Regions from separate parts of the Homo sapiens genome. Here region 1 is linked to region 2. Evidence: read pairs that join two places in POLR2A ChIA-PET (ENCODE). Cell type or tissue: PC-3. All regions are shown on one strand. Each heading gives the region's core, and the rest is flanking DNA. Links, peaks and the distances in the headings are about the cores only. Region 1 overlaps LOC100996583 (a long non-coding RNA gene). Region 2 overlaps PRDM16 (PR/SET domain 16).

Region 1 (9,291 bases), core at 2,110-4,609, 840 kb before region 2:
TCATTGCAACCTCTGCCTCCCGGGTTCAAGGCATTCTCTTGCCTCAGCCTCCCGAGTAGCTGGGACTACAGGCACCTGCCACCATGCCCCGCTAATTTTGTATTTTTAGTAGAGACGGGGTTTCACCATGTTGGCCAGGCTGGTCTTGAACTCCTGACCTCAGGTGATCCACGCACTTTGGCCTCCCAAAGTGCTGAGATTACAGGCATGAGCCACCGTGCCCGGCCTGGAGAGGAATAATTGTTGCTGAGGAAGGGGAGAAATTAGAATTCCCGTGCACTGCTGGCGGGAATGGGACATGGTGCAGATGTTGTGGAAACCATTAGGGCAGTTCCTCTAACAATTAAAACTACAATGACCATGTGATCCAGCCACTCCGCTTCTGGGTATAGATCCCAAAGGACTGAAAACAGGGACTTGAGCACATATTTGCACACCCAGGTTCACAGCCGCAGTGTCCACAAGAGCTCGAATGTAGACGCCACGCAAAAGCCCATCAACAGGTACAAGAATAAGGAAAATGTGGCCGAGAGGTCCAGTGGAAGGTGCTCAGCCTTGGAAAGGAGATCGAACACAGGCTGTGCTATGGATGGATGTTGAGGAATTTATGCCACGTGCCATAAGCCATTTATAGAAGACAAAGGCCATTATGATGCCACTTCTATGAGGAGCCTACAATTGTCAAATTTATAGAGAGGAAGTAGAGCAGTGGGTGCCAGGGGCTGGGGGAGGCAGTTAGTGTTTCATAGGTGAGGGTTCCAGTTTAGGATTGTCAACAAATTCTGGAGATGGATGGTGGTGATGGCTGCAACAATGTGGATGTACCTAATGCCACTGAACTGATCTTAAAATGCTCCGCGTGGTGAATTTTATGTCATGTATATCTTATCACAATTACAAAATAGTTTTGAGGCTGGGCACGGTGGCTCAGCTTGTAATCCCAGCACTTTGGGAGGTCGAGGCAGGTGGATTGCTTGAAGTCAGGACTTCAAGACCAGCTTGGCCAACATGATGAAACCTCATCTCTACTAAAAATACAAAAATTAGCCAGGCGGAACCTGTAGTCCCAGCTACTTGGGAGGCTGAGGTGAGAGGATCACTTGAGCCTCGGTGGCAGAGGTTGCAGTTAGCTGAGATTGCACCACTGCTCTTCAGCCCGGGTGACAGAGCCAGATCCTGCCTCAAAAATAATAATAATAATAATAATAAAAGAAAGAAAGTTGATCAAATCCCATCTTTGGTGTATATAGGGTGGGACTTGGGGAAACACAGCTGCTCTTTCCCAGGGGTCCTCTGCAGCCTGCCCACCTGGTTGAGTCTGTGAGGCTTCTCATAGGGACATCCTGGGCTTTGCTGGAGGGGGATGGGCAGGATGGCAGGGGCCAGGGGCCATTTGGGATGGAGCTGGAGCGCTCCAGCATCCTCTCAGCCACAGTGGGGCTGCGATTCCTGCTGCTCAGAAGCAAGGCGAGCCGGCCAGAGTGGCTGATAACTGAGCGTGCGGTTGGCAAAGGTGGTTACCAGGGTTTGTTTTACAGATGAAGAAACTGAGGCTTAGACAAGGTGGTGACTTACCCACAGTGACCCAGCTGGGCGGTGCCAGAGCCAGCATCTGAATAAGCCCTGGTCTGATGCAGGTCCTGCGATCTCCCCACGCCCTGACAGTGACCTATCTTTGTGCACACACGTGTGTTTGTGTACTGGGCACACCTCCCCTAAGGTTTGCAGGGCCCAGGGCTAGAACAGAGATGTAAACACGAGAAGAGGCAGGAAGGTGTGTGCCATTATCAAAAGAAAAGAGAGGCTGGCCAGGTGTGGTGGCTCATGCCTATAATCCCAGCACTTTAGGAGGCCGTGGTGGGTGGATCACCTGAGGTCAGGAGTTCAACACCAGCCTGGCCAACATGGTGAAACCCCGTCTCTACTAAAAATACAAAAATTAGCCAGGTGTGGTGGTGCGCGCTTGTAGTCCTACTTGGGAGGCTGAGGCAGGAGAATCGCTTGAACCCGGGAGGTGGAGGTTGCAGTGAGCTGATACTGTGCCACTGCACTCCAGCCTAGGCGACAGAGCAAGAATCCGTCTCAAAAAAAAAAAAAAAAAAAAAAAGAAAGAAAAGAAAAGAAAACAGAGGCAACAGAAGCAGAACCTCAGATGTGAGTGTCAGTAGACAGGTATTTTAAAATAACTCATTCATGTGTTACTAAAAACAGGAAATGCCGTCTAACGGGATCTCTGGATGGAGAATTCCACAGCTGATTGGAACCTAAACGAGAGAACCAAATGGACATCCCAGGGCTGCAGGTCAGTGTCATGAGACGGGTGATGGCAGACTGGACCCCGTGGCAGGTGGACCATGGAGGGGAGACAGAGACAGGGCAACAGAAACGGTGCAAACAGCCACTGAAATACCCGTGGGAAAGAAAAGCACAACAGAGAACAGGAGACTTATGTGACTCCGACTCAACAAGACGCATTAGTTAAAAGATCTAATATATGCGTATGGGGCTTCCCAGAATAAGAGGAAGGAAGGAAGGAAAGAATGAGACATCATAAGATAGTGTTAAAAAAAAAAGAATTCCCAGCCGGGCACGCTGGCTCACGCCTGTAATCTCAGCACTTTGGAAGGCCATGGCGGGTGGATCACCTGAAGTCAGGAGTTCAAGACCAGCCTGACCAACATGGTGAAACCTTGTCTCTACTAAAATACAAAAGTTAGCTGGGCATGGGTGGTGGGCACCCGTAATCTCAGCTACTCCAGAGGCTGAGGCAGGAGAATCGCTTGAACCCAAGAGGCAGAGGTTGCAGCGAGCTGAGATCGAGCCGTTGCACTCCAGCCTGGGCAACAAGAGCAAAACTGCATCTCAAAACAAACAAACAAACAAATAAAATAAAAGAATTCCCAAACTGATTAAAGATACCAACCCACAGACTCAAGAAGCCTAGTAGGACTTCTGCTGCTGGCCACGATGCTGCAACTTGTCAATGTAAAATAAACAACAGAGAGACTGGCTCTCCCAAATAAAGTTTACTGGGGGATGGCAGGGGATTGCAATCTGGGATATGCATGCTGAGGGGGACCGTAGGTGTATCTTTCTTTTAGGGGTGGGAAGAGGAAGTCTACACAGATTGTTTTGGAATAAACCTCCCTGGGTACAGGAGCTTATTGCAGGGTTGGTGATTACTCATGGGTAACATGATTGTTGCGGGGGAGATGTCTTCATAGGAGCAGCTGATCTGGAATGTTGTGTGCTGTCGGAGTCCCTGTAACAGTTCTCATCATAGGCACCCGAGCATGAGGGACCTTCCGTTGAGGCCTCCCAGCTCCGTTTTGCTTGGGTCCTGACATAAGTGACTCTGCCTTAGTATTGACAATTTTCACACAGTGGAGCCAGTTTCCCCCATTTGTGCCCCCTCCCCCAGTTCATATGCTGAAACCGAATCCCTAATGTGATGACATTATGAGGTGGGGCTTCGGCATGTGCTTAGGTGGGTAGTGAGGGTGGAGCCCTCGGGAATGGGTTAGTGCTTTTATTTATGTATTTTATTTTATTTTGAGACGAAGTCTCACTCTGTCGCCTAGGCTGGGAGGCAGTGGCATGATCTTGGCTCATTGCAACCTCTGCCTCCCAAGTTCAAGTGATTCTCCTGCCTCAGCCTCCCGGGTAGCTGGGATTACAGGCATGCTCCACCACGTCCAGCTAATTTTTGTATCTTTAGTAGAGATAAGGTTTCACCATGTTAGCCAGGCTGGTCTCGAACTCCTGACTACAGGTGATCCGCCCACCTCGGCCTCCCAAAGTGCTGGGATTACAGACGTGAGCCAAAACACCCGGCCAAAGTTAGTGCCTTTAAAAAGGAGGCCCCCCAGAGCCCCCTCATGCCTTCCACCCTGTGAGGACACAGCATGAAGAAGTGATCTAGGAACCAGGAAGGGGTCCTCGCCAGACCTTGAATATGCCGGCGCTTTGATCTTGGACCTCCAGCCTCCAGAAATGTGAGAAATCAATTTCTGTTCTTTAGAAGCCACCCCATCTATGACTAAGACACCCTCCCACCTTCATGCTACTGAGTGGACAAGCTTACATGAAATGACTGTTTTCACATATGTGGCACCAGGCAGCCCAGGGATGCCGGTGAAATCTCTGGGTAAGTCTCTTTGGCCTCTGGTACTGGCAGCTTCTCCTGTTAAGAGGGCAGTCCTCCACGAGTGTCTCGTGCCCCCCACCTCTCACAGGGTGTGCCAGGAATGCAGGCCCTGAGTACCCTCCCCCATTTCTCAGGGTGGTTTGCCCTGAGAGTCCTCTAGGGACAAAGAGCAGCTTGCTCACTGCTTGCTGCAGAAACAGCTGACTCCCCCAGTGCAGGGCTCCTCAGTGGCCACGCAAACCTACTGACTGTGCAGTGCCCACCCAGGCCTACCCACATGGCACCCGTGGAATTTGGGGGCAAGGGGATAAGACCAAACACACAGGTGAGCACCTGCCTGCCACGCCATGAATGAAAAAGTCCTTTGTCTCTGACCCCGGAGTTTCACGTCTTCTGTCAGCATCCCTGCTGCGGTAACGGGCCAGCTCTTCCTTTGTAAGGAAAGCTAAAACCCAGTCCCAGAGCTGGCACCACCTGGAGGAGGAAGTGCTCTTCCCTGCCCCTCCTTGGCCATGTGACTTGCTCTGGCCAGTGACATGGGAGTGCAAGCGACACATCCCAGCTGTGCATGGCCGCTGGGAGAGTGTGGCATGGTTTCTCCATCTCTCCTCCATGTCCTCCCTTGTCAGGAGAACGGCATGTTCCAGAGAGCCACAGCTTGCTCAGCCTGGACCCCAGAACGAAGGAGGCATCAGAAGCTGAGCCACCCGTGGCCGACAAGAAACCTGAGTGGGAGGGGAAACTTGGTTGCTGTGATCGACCCAGGCTTGCGAGTTGTTTTGGCAACACAGCCTAGCAAGAGCCGACCAATATGTCATTGATGAAAGAAAGTCAACAGGCGTGTAGAAGGAGCTGTCTACTGAGCATGTCTGCACTTTTCTGAATTATGTTGCACTTGAGTAAAAAGTAAGCAAGCCTGTCTATTTACTTTAAATGATGTGTGCCAGATATGTACAGTATGCAGAGTTAAGAAGGTGCCACCCCAAAATAGGCTGCTCTGGCATAGTCACTATTAGGAATTAAAGGCAGTTAAAACAATAACAGGTGCAAAAAGATCATTCTGATCTCTCTTGTGTTTCTTAAAAGCAGAAGATGAAATTCCCAGGTGAAAGATGCTCTCCCTACACTAGAAAGCTCTGATCCTCAAGGATGAGAAGCTGAGACCCAGCAAATGCTGTACAGTCCCTGATAAAATGCCTCTCACCTTTTCAGCCCCCCACATCATCTAGCTGCTTCCTCAAACCTCACTGTTCTCTGTCCAACTCAGCACACGACTGAGTCTGCTTCACTGGGTCTTCACTTCCTTAGGAGGGCTCCTGAGCCACATCCAACTTTAATCAAATACACTGGCATGATGATCTGTCTTATCTTGATTTAACTCTTGGGCCCAGCCAGGACCTCAAAAGGATGGAGGTGGAGTTTTTCAGCCCCTACATATGCAAACACACACATAGCATGTATCTGAGCGGCCACATGGGCTGGCCCTGCTATTTTCTTATGGCTTCTCAGCCTCCCAGCCACCTTCTGCTCTGCATCACTGGAGCTGGGAGGCTGCAAGCTCCTTTCCCACTCTCCTCTGCCCGTTGGCTTCCAGTGAGGCTCCTGCAGCGATGGCGTTGGTGGGAGATGCCAGGCGAGGAATTGATCTCGCATTCTCGTTTCTGGGAACGTCTCTGAAAATGGCTGAATCCCGTCTGGGATCCCAGCTCCCAAGGAGGCGGCAGCTTGCTCACTGCTTGCACAGCCCCAGACGGCAGAGGGGCCCTCTCCTGCACAGCCTGAGACAGTGGAGGGGCCCCCTCCTGCACAGCCCCAGAAGATAGAGGGGCCCCCTCCTGCACAGCCCGAGACAGTAGAGGGGCCCCCTCCTGCACAGCCTGAGACGGTGGGGGGGGGCCCTTCCTGCCCAGCCCCAGATGGTAGAGGGGCCCCCTCCTGCACAACTCCAGAGGGTAGAGGGCCCCTCCTGCACAGCCCGAGACGGTAGAGGGGTAGCCCTGGTCTCTGGGGGCTGCACTCCTGGGCTCTGGAGCTGCCACAGCTCCTCCCTCCTAGTGCTTCCCCTTCCTTGTTTTGCTTTTTGCCCTTTCTGACATAGTGACGACTTCCGTTTCGCAGTCTGGACCTTCACCACCCCAGGGCGAGGGCACAGGCGAAGCAGCAGCACCCCCCCGGGGCCTCTCTTTATTTGGAATACAGTGTGGGGGCTCCCCCTTCCTTCTCCAGCCCGCCCAGGCCCCTGGAGCTGTCCTGGGGCCTGGGGAGTGAGGACCCGTGCCAGCAGCACAGACTCTGCCAGGCCGGGCCCGCTCAGGTGGGAGCCCAGGCCGGGTGAAGCTGTGACCCGGCCCTCACCCCAACTCGGTGACAAAAGCTATCACAGGGCTGCAGTGGGGGAGGAACAGGACGCATCTGCCAGGCACCTGACCCGCAGTGCACTTCTGGGAGCTGTGCTTATCTCCCCGGGGTCTATTTCGCCCCAAGGTTTGGCGGGTTAAAAGCTGATATGCAACCGGCACGACATGAACAGTATTTCATGATTAAAGACATCGCGTCCATGTATAATTGAGATGCTGCCGCATTTGCGGGGATTTTCAAGCGAAAACCAGGCCACGTGGAAAGGCTAAGCCCTCGCACCCCCCCGCCCCCCACTGCTGGGACCCCCGCCCCGCGGGAGACCCCGGCCCGCGGTCCCCTATGCCCGCGACCCCTGCGCTCACCCTCTCCCCTCAACCCTGAGTCCAGCCCAGTCTCGCGCGAGGCCGCAGGGAGACCCCCGCCGCTCCCTGGACCACCCCTGGGCCCACCGTACCCAGCCGCTCCCCGGCGCCCCCCGGGACGACCCCGAGCCGGCTGCCCGCCTCCCGCCGCATTCCGCACAGGCGCACCGCGCACCGAGGGCCGCACCGCCCAGCTCCGCCTGCTGCGCCAATGGCCGACGGGGTCCAAGTCGGCGGCCCAACGGAGAGGCGGGGCTAGGGGCGGGACCAGGACGCGGGACAGCAACTGTCCCGCAAGGCCCGGATTGAGGAGGCGGGAGGGACCGAAGCAGGCGGACCCAGGATTTGGCGCCGCGATCTCGAGGCTTGGCCTGGAGTAGGAGGGGAAACAAGGCGGGACTAGGGGCGAATCCGAGGGGGCGGAGCAGGGCTCGGGGTGCGGTCGGGGGCGTGGCCGGGGCGCGCTGCGGCCATCTTGGGGGCGGGCCCGGGGCGGAGACGAGCCCGAAGGGGCGGGGCCTCGGCGGCAGCAAGAAAGGCGGGACCGGGGCATCTCGGGGCGGGGCTTGGGGCTGGATCTATGAGCCGGGAGCGGGGATCCAGGAGCGAGGAGCCGGGAGCGGGGAACAGGGAGTCGGGGAGCCGGGAACCAGGGCTGGCAGCGGCCGCCATGAGCACGGTGGACCTTGCTCGCGTGGGCGCGTGCATCCTGAAGCATGCGGTGACCGGGGAGGTGAGGCCGGGTGGACGCAGGGCGGTGGGCGCGTCCCTGGCTCCTTGCCCGGGCGTCCTGGCAGCGATGGGGTGGTGGGGGCCGCGGGGCCTGGGCGGGGCTGGGGGCAACGGGGCGCGCCCATGACCCAGCCGCCCGGCAGGCCGTGGAGCTGCGGAGCCTGTGGCGGGAGCACGCGTGCGTGGTGGCCGGGCTGCGGCGCTTCGGGTGCGTGGTGTGCCGCTGGATCGCCCAGGACCTCAGCAGCCTTGCTGGGCTCCTGGACCAACACGGCGTGCGCCTGGTGGGCGTAGGGCCCGAGGCCCTGGGTCTGCAGGAGTTCCTGGACGGCGACTACTTCGCGGGAGGTGCGTCCTGTTCCCCGCCGCGGCGGCGCACATACCCTTCCCTAAGCTCAGGGCGTTCGGGGCCCTTTCCTGCCCAACCCCGGCCCTTCTGTCTGCTGGAGCGGCCTTGATATGCCCACGGGTCAGCGTCCCTCATCTCTCCCTGCCTCCCCGCCCCGCAGCTGGTGGCTGGGTGGTGCCCTGCACAGACCTGGGCCCAGCAGCAGAGTCTGGACGAGCTCTGCCCCGCCGGCTCCACCTGTTGCCTCTGGGACTCAGCCCCTCTTCTGAGGGGAGGGGGGACACTCAGCCCCGTTTTACCCCTCCCTGCCCTGCGGGGGTGGGCTGAGCACGGAGGGTGGGCAGAGGAACAGAGGGTCGGAAGGAGGAGGGCGATTCTTTGTGGTGAGTGGGTTGGGGGCTGGTTCTGCGCCTGGGGCACACACATGTGGCTTCCGCTTTCCAGAGCTCTACCTGGATGAGAGCAAGCAGCTTTACAAGGAGCTAGGCTTCAAGCGGTGAGTGGGGGCGGGAACCCTTGGGTAGCGTGGGGTGGGGGGCCCAGGGGTTCCCACCGCTCCCTGCCACCTCCTCTCCCTGCTGCCCTCTGTGGTGCTGTCCACTCGGGCCTTCCTGGGCAAGGCGGCTCTGGTGGCACTGTTGACCAGCCCTTCTGCCAGGCCTTCTCTTGGGTGCTGGGTGACTGTAATGAGCCACCTCGTCCGGGGCTTACTCTCGGTGTCCAGACCACCTCGTGGGGTGGAGCCTCGTGGCCCATCAGGGGCCATCCTAGCTTTCTGGTGTCTGTGCCACAGGCTGCTTCCTTTGCTTGGCAGTTGCCAGCTGAGCCAGATCCCTGGGCACACCCAGCCTGGGGCCCCATCCATGCTCCCTGCACCCTCTGTGGACCCTCGGCTAGCAGCCACTGGGCTCGGTGTCCAACCTGCCGGTGGGCTGGGCTGGCTACTGATCTGGTCGCCTGTGCCATCTCTGAGCCCTGGTGAGGCGGGTGGGTGGGGTGGGGCCTGACCTAGGAACTGGTCTCATGGACACTGGAGCAGGCTCTGGACCCAGGCTTCTCCGGAGTTTGGCCAAGCGACCTGGTGTCTTCGCAGGTACAACAGCCTGAGCATCCTCCCAGCAGCTCTGGGGAAGCCCGTGCGTGATGTGGCTGCCAAGGTGTGTGCGGGTCAAGGGTGTACAGGCCGGGGGGTGGTGGGAGCTCCCAGGAGCCTTTCTTCTAGGATTGACTCAGGCTGTACCCACTCCTGACAGGCCAAGGCTGTTGGCATCCAGGGGAACTTGTCTGGGGACCTGCTGCAGAGCGGAGGGCTGCTGGTGGTCAGCAAAGGTGGGTCGAGGGAG
Region 2 (13,052 bases), core at 5,438-7,937:
GGCCCGGGCCGTGTTTGGGAGGCCAGGACGGGTGCTCCTGGACACGTGCAGTTTGCTTGCACCGATGACCACTCAGACATCACACTGCTGGCCTCGAGCGCCTCCTATCCCCAGTAACCCCACCCCCCACCCCAACCCACACCCTTCCCCACCCCTCTCTCCAGCTGTCGTCTCTGGTCTAGCTCTCCCCAGCCTCTACCTGCAGAAGTCAGAGGGGCCTGGGCTGAGTGCTTCCTGCCCCTCCTGGTGCGCTCCTGCCCCTGGAGCCACAGCGGCAGGGGGAATGGGGAGGGGGTGTCTTTCTGGGGGCCCCGGGGGAATCAGAGAAGGAGCCAGTGGTCCTTGGAGGGGAGGAGGAGGCGAGGGATGAAGCAAGCATTGGAGGGTTTTCTAGGCACCAGTGTCCTGTGTCTCTGATGCCTCTCTTGGGGAAAGGCGAGTTTAATGCCACTCCCTAATTTCTGGACAGGTTTGCCCCTCCCTAGAATGCAGGTGGGTTGGAAGAGCAGGGCTAGGCTTGGGGAGGGGGTCCTACCCCCACCAGCACCTGTCCCTGTGCTCCCCGCTTCGCCATGCAAGGAGACAGGCAGGAGACCCTGAGCAAGTCCTGTCCTAATAAAGCAAAAGCGGCCAGTCATAGACATGCTGGGGGTGCTGTGTCTTGCAACGGGGTGGCAGGTTTACCAAAGCGCTCTCAGTGATGGGAAAGAGGCTCCCAAATCTAACCCTCACTATGGGAACCCAGGCAGACAGAGAAGAGCAGGCTGCCTTCAAGAGCCACCAGGCCAAAGGAGGGTCAGTGGATAGCCCTGCCCACGGCCTCTGTTTACCACAGGAGGTTTGCATTGTGATTCAGTGAGCAGGCTTGTCACCGGCATCTGGGGAAGGTTCTGGAACTGTAATCTCCAGCAGCCCTGGAGGGTGTTTAGACAGGGCCCTGTCTGGGTGCTGCAGGAAGCCCCTGGTGACCTCCCCAGGACAGAAACCTGCTGGCCACTCACGTTCATCAGCACACACGGGCAGCACACCCCGTGCCAGGGGCCGGGTCAGAGAAGGAGCGGAGGAGGCCTTGAGCCTCTGGTGTGAGCCACGCTCTGCTGTGAGCAGGTCCAGGGACCCCCTTCAGAGTGGTCCCCACTCATGCAGGGCTGACCGGCCAGTTAGGCCGGGGTGCACGGGGCCTTCAGAGAAAACTCCAGCCGCCTGCACTTAGCACCCATGACCTGCAGGGGTGCTGGCAGCCAGGGGTCTTTGAAGGCCCTCGAGGGGACCTTGGAGGCATGGGAGGTGTGAGGGAACCACTGAGGGAGAGTGTTCAGGGGCAGGTGGTGACAGGGAGGGTCCGTCTAGGGGTGCAGGTGGGCTGGGCTCCCGACATCCCCAAGGCCCACAGAGGAGTCTGGTGAGCGTTGGGGCAGCCACGGCGAGGTCCACACCATGGCCTTGTGACTGGCCAGGTATATGGTCAGGCGGGGTGGGCGGCTCTGTGGAGCGGGTGGCTCGGCGGGGCGGGCGGCTCGGTGGGGTACGTAACCCTCTGTGCTGTTGTCCAGCAGGGTAGAAAAGCGGAAGGTCACAGACCCCGTGGGAGCCCTGAAGGAGAAGTACCTGCGGCCGTCCCCGCTGCTCTTCCACCCCCAGGTACGTCCTCAGTGCAGGTCAGGGCGCCCTGTAACCCACACGCCAGTGGCCCCATCTCCCGGCTGTCGAGGCTCAGTGGCCAGGCTGGAGCCTAAGTCCCCGTCCAGGCCATACCACGCACAGACGCCCTCAAAGGCAGAGGAGGATTCTCTCCCTGAGGCCCCTCAGGTCACTGTAGGCTGGAGAGGTTGAGGACTGAGAGTGACCCTCACAGGGCCACCCCAGGGACCTCTCTGACCCCTGGCTCTGGGCTCCAGGAGGGAGAAGGAGCTTCACTGGAGTCGTGGGCAGAGCCTGAAGGAGCGAGGGCAGGGATTGTGAGTGAGGGGAGCAGCCTCAGGTGGCAGCCCAGGACACAGCGTGGGCGCTCTCTCTGGGGTGCACAGGACCTGAGTATGTTCAAATGGACCGGAAGAGAGGAAGGGCCTGAGCATGCAGAGAGGGGCATGGAGCCAGGCCCCAGGGAGGTGGTGGGCAGGGGGTCTGGAAAGAGACCCAGAGAGCCCCCCAGTCCAGACAGGTGGGTGCAGACCCTGCCAGGCCTGGAGGTGCTCCTGCCTGCCCCTGAGGCCACATCCTGGGAGCAAAATAGCAGGTGGGCAGCATGGCCAGGGCAGAGTCTTCCCGACCTCCTGTCCCCTACTGACTTGGTCTCATTGCTGGGAGCCTGGCCCCTTCCGCAGCGCCATGGGCTGCACCTGGAGGGTCCTGAGGGTCGCACAGTGGGCCTGGCCCTGACAGACTGCAGACCAGACCGGGGCATTGTTCTCTTTCTCGGCCTTCCCCGCCGTGGACGGGCCCCCCACCTGGTTTGTGAAACCTGCGCCCAGGCTGAGTTCACAGCTAAACTTAGCGCCTCCCATTGTTTCCCCGGGGCCGTGGAGTTTGGTTAATAACTTCCCCTGATTTTCCTCGGGATGGGCTGGAAAGAGCCACGAGCCAGCCAGGCGCATCCTGCGTTTGTTTGTGCGGGGAGCGAGGCCGGGAATATCTGATCGGGCGGAGCAAGCCGGGCGGGAGAGGCCCACCCAGGCCCGAGGAAGGGAGCCCAGCGGGGGGCAGTTTCCATTGTCCCTCCTGCCCGCTGCCCCCACGGGCCTGCCACCCCCGCTGCCTGTCCCTGCAGCCCGGAGCCAGGAGGTGGGGGGCGGGAAGAGAGAGATGACTAATAAGTCACCAAATGGTCTAAGGTTGGGCTGTCACTTGGGCAGAAGGCGCCAGTTACTAAAGACCTCGACAAAGCCCAAGAGGCCATGCCTGTGGAAAGACCTCAGCCCTGCTGCTCCGGGCTGCGGAGGGGCTGGTGAGGCCCAGTTGATGGCTCAGGGAGCAAGGCAGCTTCCATCTGCCCATCGCTCATCACTCGTTCTCATCAGGATGAGAGCATGCCTGCCTCGCAGGGGCGGGAGAAGCCTGACCCCCACAGCCTGGGTGGGGCTGGAAGGGGCCAGAGGGGAGGCCTTGGCCACTGTGGACGGACACGAGTTTCTACTCGTTCGTTTCTTTCTGGGTATTTTTATCGTAACCAGTTCCCCAAATAGCAAAACGTCCCCACCACTGGCTCATGTGGTCTCTGGGAAGCATTTGTAGAAAGCCCTCTGCTCCCTACCAGCAGCAGCTGGATAAGTCCCTGGCAAGCAGGTCTCCGAAAAGCTGAGTGCCAGATGCCCGGCACTCGGACTCTGAGAGACCCCAGCCGCGTGATGGGATAGTTTTGTTTGCTAGTGGGCAGCCAGGGCTAGGGTCTTGCTGTAAATGGGCGGGTCACCTCTGTGGAGCTGGCTCTGAGCATTGCCCAGAGGCAGCGAGCCCTATATGAAGCCCCTTGATGACGCAGGTCCTCACCTGCCCTTCTCCTCACCCCCACACCCATTCCGTGGAGGCTGGGTGCCAAGGACCGGCACCCTGGCCAGTTCCTCCCAGTGACACCAGCACCTGGGGAACCCCAAGCTCTCCCTTCCCTCTGCATCTGTATCAGCTCCTGCCTCACCCTTGCCCTCCCTCCTCATCCCCTTCTCTGGGAGCTCCCAGGGGAGGCAGGCTATGAAAATACCTGTTTAGCAAAGGTGTCTGGAGGGCCCTGTGGGTCAGGCATTGGGCCCTGGGAGCACTGGCCCCACCTTCAGCAGGCTGGGTGTGTGGTGCCGAGGCCCGGGGTTTGTTCCCTGTTTTGCCTTTTGCTACCCCTCAGGGGATGATGAACACTCTTCCTTTTCAGCCCCTGTGCAGCCCCCTACAGGGCCTGGCACACAGCAGATATCACAGGGTGGCCCATCTCCTTCTCCACTGAGGTCAGCTCCAAATCTTCAAAGAGAAGGGGAGCTGGGAGAGGCAGGGCTGACACTGAGCAGCTCCATCAGCCCAGCCCTTCCCCTCTCCTGTCGCTATTGTCAGAGACCTCAGTGGGGCCAGGACAGTCTGGGATTCTGATCAGAGCTCTGCCCACCAATCCCATGCTTCCACTCTCCTAATCGAGCAAGCCCTGGGCATCTCCAGGGAGCAGAGAGGCAGCTCCTGTTGCCCATATCAAATTGCCCTGTGTCATGTGACATGTCACATTATTATTTTGAATATTTCCTTTGTGGGTTTAAGTCTTAAAGAGGCTGTTGAATTCCTTAGTACTTTGCCTGCAATTATGGCATGCTGCCACTTGGTGGCAGTGGTTCTGCAGGCCCACAATCTATGCTTTAAACGGAGATTCAGGTTGCTATTGTAATTTTTCAAGACTAAAAAATAAACTTTTTAATGTTAAACTAGATGTAATTCTGCATTTAACCCAAACTAGCCAACCAGAAGTGCTGGCCAGGAGTCAAGTCAGCTGGGCATTTTGCCGGCCTGGGTCAGATAAGGGGTAATCATAAACATCAGCTACCTGTATCACTCAGGTCCCGCCCAAACCGGGCAGTGAGGCTGGTTGCTAAAGATCAGTTTCAGCTCCTGCAGGAAAGACCTTAAACTACAAACGAGGGACTGGGACTCAGGGAAGGACAAGAGCAGGGCTGACTACAGAAAGGTGAAAAAATCCAACCCAGGGTCCAAGAAAATACTAGGAGACCATTGCTTCCAGTGCCCACCTGAGCACCCTAAGATATGCTGTTGTACAGAACCCCCAGCAGTGCGTGCCCCTGAAGACAGGTGAGAGTCAGCTGAGTCCATAACCTCCCACTCTTATGCCTACAGATGTCAGCCATAGAGACCATGACAGAGAAGCTGGAGAGCTTTGCAGCCATGAAGGCGGACTCGGGCAGCTCCCTGCAGCCCCTCCCCCACCACCCCTTCAACTTCCGGTCCCCACCCCCAACGCTCTCCGACCCCATCCTCAGGAAGGGCAAGGAGCGATACACGTGCAGGTGAGGGGCCCTTTGGTGCTGCTGGGACAGCCCTGGCGGGGCTCGAGTGCCACACCTGTGGCTGTGAACCTGTGCTTCCAGGAAAAACTCAGAGTCCCGGCCATAGGAAAGCACAGCACTGCAATCAGCTGGTTATCTGCTTGAGGTCATGCTTTGCAAATAAGTGACTTGGGTGGCCTCCCCTGCCTCACGCCATGCTGTGCTCTTGGGAGCTCAAGAATATGCAACCTCAGCCCAGCCTGAACTGGGAAGGCTGGGCCTGAGGTGTGCTGGTCAGTGACTAACCTCAGCGCTTGGAGGGATGGGAAGCCCAGTGCTACAGCCTCAGCCAATTTCTGCAGTGTCAGGATGACACCCTCCCGGCCACCCTCTGCTGGTGCAGGCCTGTCCAAGTCTGTTGGAGCCTGCCCTGTTCACCGCCAGACTGAGGGGCCGAGACGCTTCAGGGGGCAGGGGCTGCTCTGTCTACTACTGTGGCCCATGGCAGCCTGCTCTGCAACTGAGGCTGGGCTTCAGGGCCGTGGAAGGGACTGAAACTGGGATGCTGGGATGGGTCCACCTGTGCATCAGGTGTGAGACCCCGAGCATTAGCTTGAAACCATTTCTGGGAAATGGCCATGTAAGCCCACCCTAATCCTCCCTCACCCTCCCCACCTCCCTCCACCCCAGGTACTGTGGGAAGATCTTCCCCAGATCAGCCAATCTCACCAGACACCTGAGGACGCACACTGGGGAGCAGCCGTACAGGTAGGTGCTGCGTGGGCTGGGTGTGGGGGCGGGGCCGCCTGCCTCCGTGCACCGCTGACCCACTCCTAGGAGTAAGTATGCCATTCCCAGGGCTCCCTGCTGGAGTGAGCAGGCAGTGGGCAGGGCCGGGTGCTGAATTCTGGTCACTCTGGCCCTCCCCTCCTGGCCTCAGCAGGATGTTTGAGGATGAGGCAGGAGGTGCCCAGGAACCTTCTGGAAGGCATCTGCCTGGCTCTCAAAGATGTGAGGGAGCAGCTCTCCACCCACCCTAGGGTGTTCACTGGGGCAGGGGATCCTCATCAGAGCAGGGCTGACCAGAGCCAGGGCCCAGAGGGTCCACATGGGAGAAAACCTCAGCTTCCCCACACCCAGCCCAACTCCGTTCATCTCACGACGGCCATAGCTGCCCCCACACCCCCACTTCTGGTGGGCCAGGGAGTGGGCCAAAGGCAGAGTGAGACTCCGTGCAAATGCGGGTCCCCACCCCCCACTTGGAGCCCACTGAGGGATTCCACGGGGTCCCGGGGACAGCCTGGATGGGAAGCGGTGCGTCTGCTTCCAGGATCCCCCCGTGCTCCTCTCATCTGAGGAGCCGGCTGGCACCTGCAGTGAAGCAGTCACACAGCTCATCGGGATGGGGGAGGCATTGAATTTGGGGCTCACAACAGCCTCCCAACAGGCTTGTCATCCCATTTCAAAGATGAGGGGCCCGAGGCTCAGAGATGCCCCATGAATCACCGGGGTCAGTGCCTGGGAGTGGGCATTTTAAGCGAGAGCCCCAGACAATGGTAACTGGGAGGCGAATGGGGAAACGCTGGTTTTCTGCCAAGGCTGGTTTAGTGACACATGCAGGGTGTGTCTGTTCACAGAGGCCATTGGGGATAAAGAGTGCTTCACACGGCTTAAGTTGACAGCATAAGATTTCTGTCCTCTGGCCACACAGAGCTAGAGGGGCCACATGATAGTGCAGGCACTGGGGACTCAGTCTGTGTCTCCATCCCTGGGGAAGGAGACCAGCTGAGGCACCTGTGCATGTCGTGGTCACTGACCCCCACTCTGAGACAGAGCAAGCATCCCCGGCTGCCCCAGGGCTGTGTCCCAACTCGCAGGGTAAATGACAGCTTATACCACTTACGGGTCATCTGTTCAGCGCTCACAGCCCTCCCCAATTCACAGGCCCCCCCTTACCCACCCTTCAAAAAATAGTGACTTACAACTTAACAAAGGCTAGCAGCAGAAAGATTTATTTGGTCTGGTCCCCTCCCAGAAAATGAGCTGTGTGTTTTTTCTGTAATGAGAGCCGACTTCTGGACAGCGTTGTGTGCTAAGAGCCCCTAGAGGGTCGGGGTGGTGTTTATAGAAGAATTTAATTATCATTGATTTCTTTTGCTCTCTCCAATCTGTGAGTTTCGACTTTGGTAACAATAATTGCTTTGCAAGTTTGTGTTGCAAATCCTGACTTTATCTGGCTCAAGGCAGGTCTGTGCCGAGGGGTTTGGAGCGTGTAGCTTTCCTTTTGATACCACTGGTGGTTTCTGGACTGGCTTTGATAATCAGAAGGATTTTAAATTGGAGGAGGGAAAGTGCCGGCCATCCCCAGAAGCCTGCCAAGAGGAGCTCAACCCCCCATGCCCGCCCCAGTGTGAGCCCCTTTCCGGTGCCAGCACCCACGTGTGTGCCCGCCGCATGTGCATATGTGTGTGCCCTGGAGAGGTCGGGCTGACGCAGCCCCGCGCAAGCAGGAGGAAGCAGGCTTCTCATGGGTTGCCTGGAGTGATAGGGTAATCAAACCAGATGACATTGGAAGCCTCTTCCGTTTAAGTCCTTGCCTCAGATGACCTGAAATCGTTCAGAATGTGTTTCAAAGCCCTGAGGTAGGGAACGTAGAGCCTTTGGTGCACCAAATATGTTTCTTGGAGGTAACTTGGCCCCTAGCTTCTCCTGGCCTAGAGGTCTTTGAGTGAAGCGGGAAGGTGAGATTGAGTTAATGGCAGTCTTATTTCTTAAAAAAAAAGTTAAGCATATAGGCTTTGCGGGATTTGGGTTGGAGAAGCATGAAAATTGAACTGGGAGTGGGGAGAGGGGCTGCTCCTTGGTCTTCGTCCTGACAGCCGGCCCGGGGGTCTCTCTGGGAGGCTGCCCAGTGGAGCCTGGAGTCACAGCCTGGATGCGAGCAGGGCTGCCCGGGACTCCTGCTGGGACCGAGATTCCTGCCTCAGGGCTGCTGACTCCCTAGTCTGCCGTGTGCTTCCATCATCTCCCCAGGCTCCATCCTGCCTTCTGTGTGAAGCTGGAGCGTGCAAGGGAGGCACAGTTGTGCTTCCATCGGGGGCTGCACGCGGCCCGTGCATGTCCTTTCTTTTTTAGTTGTATTTTTACGGCTGGGTTTCAAAATCTCTTCTTTCTTCCTCTTCCCTCACTTTTACAGTCACCAAAAGCAGATCCCCCTGTAGTGGCTGCAGGAGACCTCACTGGATCCTAGGAAGGATGCCGCTGCCCAGTGCTCAGGGGCTCGGGGGCCCTGGCCACCCCCCCTGACCTGCCCATACTCTGTTGTTCCCCTGCCAATGGCTTCTCTGGGAGTGCAGCAGGCACGGTCACAGCAAGGTCCTCTCAAGGCCCTCCGCATTGCACCAGGGCCAGGCTACCCTGCACGTTCTCCTTCCTTTTGGAGCTCACGGGCGTGTTATTTTACGCAGTGAGACCATCAATTTCACTGGCCGCTTGTCAGCTTATTTACAACGCAGACCCCAGCTGCTCGGAGAACTCTGCTCCCTCGCAGCCCTGGGCTCACGGCTCCCCTAAATTTCAAATGGACTTCTCTGTCTGGGCCATTTATTTAGATTAGAAGCAAGAGAGGGCCACGTTCAGGGCTCTCTGCAACCAAATTGAACGCACAGCCCTGTTCGTGGCTCTCCCCGGCCCCAGAGCTTCACACAAGGGACTTGCTCTCCAGTTTTATGAACAAGCTTCTTTTCCAATCCCATTTCTTACCTCGGATCCACAATTGCTAGGGTTTATGCAAGAGCCATTAGGTGGACTTTCTGCAAAAGTCTCTGCATTTCCAAAGAAACCAGGAACTGAATGAGCCGTGTTTGAGCACACATGCAGACAGACAGGCAGACACACAGGCAGGCGGACAGACAGGAAGATAGGCAGGCAAACAGACAGGAAGACAGACAGGCAGGCAGACAGACAGGCAGGCGGACAGACAGGAAGACAGACAGGCAGGCGGACAGACAGGCAGACAGACAGACAGGCAAACAGGCAGGAAGGCAGACAGACAGGTAGATGGACAGATGGATGGACAGACAGGCAGACAGACAGGCAGGGCAGACAAGCAGGAAGGAAGATAGGCAGGTGGACAGACAGATGGACAGACAGGCAGGCAGACAGGCAGACAGACAGGCAGGGCAGACAGGCAGGAAGGCAGATAGATAGATAGGTAGGCAGACAGACAGATGGACAGACAGGCAGACAGACAGGCAGGGCAGACAGGCAAGAAGGCAGACAGACAGGCAGGTGGACAGACAGATGGACAGACAGGCAGGCAGACAGACAGGCAGACAGACAAGCAGATGGACAGGCAGGAAGGCAGATAGACAGACTGGCAAGCAGGCAGACTGGCAGGCAGACAGACAGTCAGGCAGGCAGACAGATTGGGCTGCCTCAACATGCCAGAGGGGCACATGGCCCCAGCTGGGTGGGAAGCCTCTGGCTGGGCAGAGCCTGAATGCTCAGACTGGCAGGTGCTTTGCATCCGGGCTGGAGACGCAGAGTCCAGTGTGTCCTTTCTCAGCAGTCAGTCAGCCTCAAAAGCATGGCGGTCCCAGGGCCAGGCACCACCATTCCAGTCTAAGGATGTGTCAGGGTGGGGGATGTGAGAAAATGCATTGGAGGGTGTAAAATCCCTCCTTTCTGGGAGATTGTGTGGGACACGTCGGGTAGGGGGGCACCCAAGCATCTCCAACCCTGCTGCCGAAAGGGCTCCATCCTCGGCCTTATTCTTGTGTGAGTTCACAGGCCGAGTCAAACAAAACTGCAGCGCCGCCCAGGGCAGGCTTTGTGGATGGCCAGTCCAAGCCAGGGCGCTGCCTGTCACTGGGCTGTGGGAGGAGACGCTGGGACCCGGGTGCCCGGAGGCAGCTCAGCTGACCCGGGCAGGAGCAGGGGCTCCCAGAGAAGAAGCCCACAGGCCAGGCCCCTGGGATCAGGAGCAGAGAAGGCTGAGGGTCACTTCGGGGAGCTCAGGGACTTCGATCACCAATGCTTCTTTTCCTGTCTACTGTTGAAGAGGCCAGAGTGAGCCTGGCCTCCGGCAAAGGTTGGAAGGTTCAGGAATTGAGTGGATGAAGCCTTAGGGCAGCACCAGGGAAGTTTGCTGGGACGAAGTGGGATGGGGATATGCCTCGGCCAGGCGTGGGAGAGGAGTGCCCTTCTCCCAGGACTGCCTCCCGTTCTCTAGGGGACCCATTTTCAGACTTGCTAGGTTTTACCAGGCAGCCTGGGGAGTTGGGGGAGACTCGCAGGCTCTGAGATTCCAAGGACAGTTTCTCACGGCCGCAGCCCCTGCACGTGGGGAATGCTGAGCTCCTGGGCCCGGCAGCAGCACCCGGAAGGTGTGGGACTGAAGCTTCCTGCCTTGGGGAGGCCCCTGCGGGTGTGTTGATGGCAGGTCAGACTCCCTCGCCAGGCTTTTGTGATAGCAAACACCAGCCCAGGCCCCTCCTGTACAGGGCAGCACCGTGCCGAGAAGGCCGAGCCACACAGCCCCTCCCGGTCTGGGAGGCCAGGACTCCCGAGTGTCACCAGGCACGTCCCCATCCATGTGACAAGGGCATGTGACCAGTATGCTGCTCTGGAGCGGGCCACCGGCACCGGTCGGGGCGGGGTGGGGCCTCTCGGAGTCCTGTCCTCTGTGGGAACGAAGGCCACTGTGCTTAGAACAGCCACACCCACTCCGGGTGAACAAACCCTGCCCCATCCTGGTGCCTCCACAGAGGCTCCCACAGAGGCCCTGGCCTGGTCTCCAGCTGCTACCAGGCCCCCCCGGCCAGGATCCTGCTGCAGTGGGTAGACTTTCTGTGTGCTGTGCCATGGGCATCATGGAGCTTGCTTTGTTTTCAAAATATGAAAACGCATGATCATATAAACAGAATGTTCAAGTGCGTGTGTGCCTGTGGGATCAGATGAGCACCGCTGCGGGCGTTCTGATGACCAAGAGCACACACAAGTGTGCACACACAGGCATGGCACACACGCACATGCCAAGCACCCACGTGCAACTGAAAACCATGCAGTCAGGGTTCCCTTCACCGTCGCCCAGCCCAGCCGGGTGCCTCTCAGTAAGCCAGTCCCAGCCCCCCGCCGGATGCCCCCCAGGGAGGAGGCTGTCTTCACAGAGGCAGCGCACGTGCATCTACAGAGCTCATGGGGTTCCTCCTTAGCTCATCCCCAGCTCCCCCTCTTCGTTTCAGGCATGATTTTCTTGCTGCTCAATGCACATGTCGCTCAGGCCCCCTAGTTCTCAGCCCCGCTCTCTAAAAATGGGAGAGAACAACCCTCCCTTTCCCTGCCTGCAGGGTCACCACGTGTGGCTGTGAAGGTCACTCCCAGCCCAAGGGCCCCACACTGAGGGGAACCCTCCACACGCAGCCCTCCTCGATCGCTCATTATGACGACTTTCCAGCCGCAAGGGGCCTTGCTCTGATAAACTCAGGGTGTTAGAGTCCTGCTCTGCCTGATGCCGTGGAGGCCAGATGGAGGAAGGGGGTCTCATCCCAACTTCCCCACGTGCACGGTGCAGGCCGGCAGCAGCCCTGCCCACCCTGGGGGAATAAAGATAAACCGAGCCCGGGAGCTGGCAGTGCCCAAAGGGGCCAGTGTGGTCTTTGTGTCCTTAATAGAGGAGGCAGCCAACAAGTGGCAACATCCAGGGCAGCCCCCAAGCCCTCCATGAATGGACTGGCAAACTGAGGCTCCAAGTGAGGTGGGGCCTGCCCAGGGGCCCCCAGCCACCTCGAGGGGTGGAGGAGGAAGGTCACAGGGAGCTGGTCTGGGAGCTGGTCTGTGGAGCCCCTCCGGCTGGGAAACTGGCCTTGCCGAGTGTCTTTCCATGGAGCAAGGCCGCCCTCTGGAGGCTGCAAGGAGCATGTCGCCCTCCGGCTGCAGACCTGCCGGCCCCGCGGCCTGGGGGCCAGGGAGACCCAGACAACAGAGGGCAGGAGACGCCGGAGGGTCGGGCGCACCGCCTGCCCAGGGGACACGGGGCACACTCCAGGGGGATCCACCAGCCAGCCACAGAACAGTAGGAGGGTGAACGCCTGCTTGCTTTTTTTTTTTTTTTTTTTTGAGATGGAGTCTCGCTCTGTCGCCCAGGCTGGAGTGCGGTGGCGTGATCTTGGCTCACTGCAAGCTCCGCCTCCCGGGTTCACGCCATTCTCCTGCCTCAGCCTCCAGAGTAGCTGGGACTACAGGCGCCCACCACCACGACTGGCTGATTTTTTTGTATTTTTAGTAGAGACGGGGTTTCACCATGTCAGCCAGGATGGTCTCGATCTCCTGACCTCGTGATCCACCCGCCTTGGCCTCCCAAAGTGCTGTGATTATAGGCGTGAACCCCTGCTTCTTGAAGCCGGGGCTGTTTCTAGGGACAGCTTCCCCAGGATGCCTTTGGCTCTGCAGCTGGGAGATCCAGCAACCTCCGGGACACGGCGGGGCAAAGCTGTGCACGGGGCACGGGGCAGGGGCGCGGGCTCCCTTCCCCCCACCCTCTGTGGCCCGGCCTGCCATGCAGAGCCGGGGCCTGCACTGAGGAGCGCGTGTGCCCCTTCCAGGTGTAAGTACTGCGACCGCTCCTTCAGCATCTCTTCGAACCTCCAGCGGCACGTCCGGAACATCCACAACAAGGAGAAGCCTTTCAAGTGCCACCTGTGCAACCGCTGCTTCGGGCAGCAGACCAACCTGGACCGGCACCTCAAGAAGCACGAGCACGAGAACGCACCAGGTGGGCCACGCGGGGTGGGGCAGCCCCCAGAGCACCCACACGGGCAGGCCCCACAGAGGGGGAGGGGGAACAGCAGGGGAGTGGGCGCCGGGCAGGGAAGAGGGCCACAGACTACCCCTCAGGAAGCCAACAGGCACCCCTCAAACCGTGGTCATTAAAGAGAACCTCGTGCTCTCCGGTGTCCCTAAGAAACCTGCCTCCCTAACAGCACCCCAGGTGTACCCCGTTCGCGGTTGGTTTGCCCCACGGAGGGAGGGGTCCAGCGAGAGGCCGCCCCCTGATGCTCCCGCCCCTCCGCAGTGAGCCAG

What was found. ChIA-PET counts read pairs that join two places held together with the same protein. Peaks named below come from ENCODE experiments on the same cell type or tissue, not always from the same donor. Only the 100,000 strongest peaks of a DNase experiment are listed, where the experiment ranks them.
Region 1: POLR2A ChIA-PET joins it to region 2 with 5 read pairs; 2 of 35 experiments call an interaction of 5 or more read pairs at or near these places.

What each region holds. Positions count from the first base shown.
Region 1 is chr1:2,579,349-2,588,639 of GRCh38, forward strand. It overlaps LOC100996583 (a long non-coding RNA gene), which reads left to right. Exons shown (of 4, transcript NR_121638.1): 2 at 2,212-2,302; 3 at 4,022-4,147; 4 at 4,777-5,186. PRXL2B (peroxiredoxin like 2B) reads left to right here and starts at 7,429. Exons shown (of 7, transcript NM_152371.5): 1 at 7,429-7,600; 2 at 7,743-7,947; 3 at 8,393-8,444; 4 at 9,042-9,105; 5 at 9,202-9,277. The coding sequence starts at 7,538. RefSeq lists an enhancer at 8,237-8,869. In PC-3, for the core only: no CTCF peak of the experiment used is centred there; no DNase peak of the experiment used is centred there.
Region 2 is chr1:3,413,007-3,426,058 of GRCh38, forward strand. PRDM16 (PR/SET domain 16) reads left to right here. Exons shown (of 17, transcript NM_022114.4): 10 at 1,554-1,641; 11 at 4,822-4,991; 12 at 5,661-5,738; 13 at 12,575-12,744; 14 at 13,045-13,052. Among named protein-coding and RNA genes, the nearest start is that of ARHGEF16, 35 kb to the right of the region's middle. RefSeq lists enhancers at 2,110-2,806, 2,807-3,502, 7,658-8,158. In PC-3, for the core only: no CTCF peak of the experiment used is centred there; a DNase peak (open chromatin) is centred at 6,595; H3K27me3 peaks cover 2,500 bases.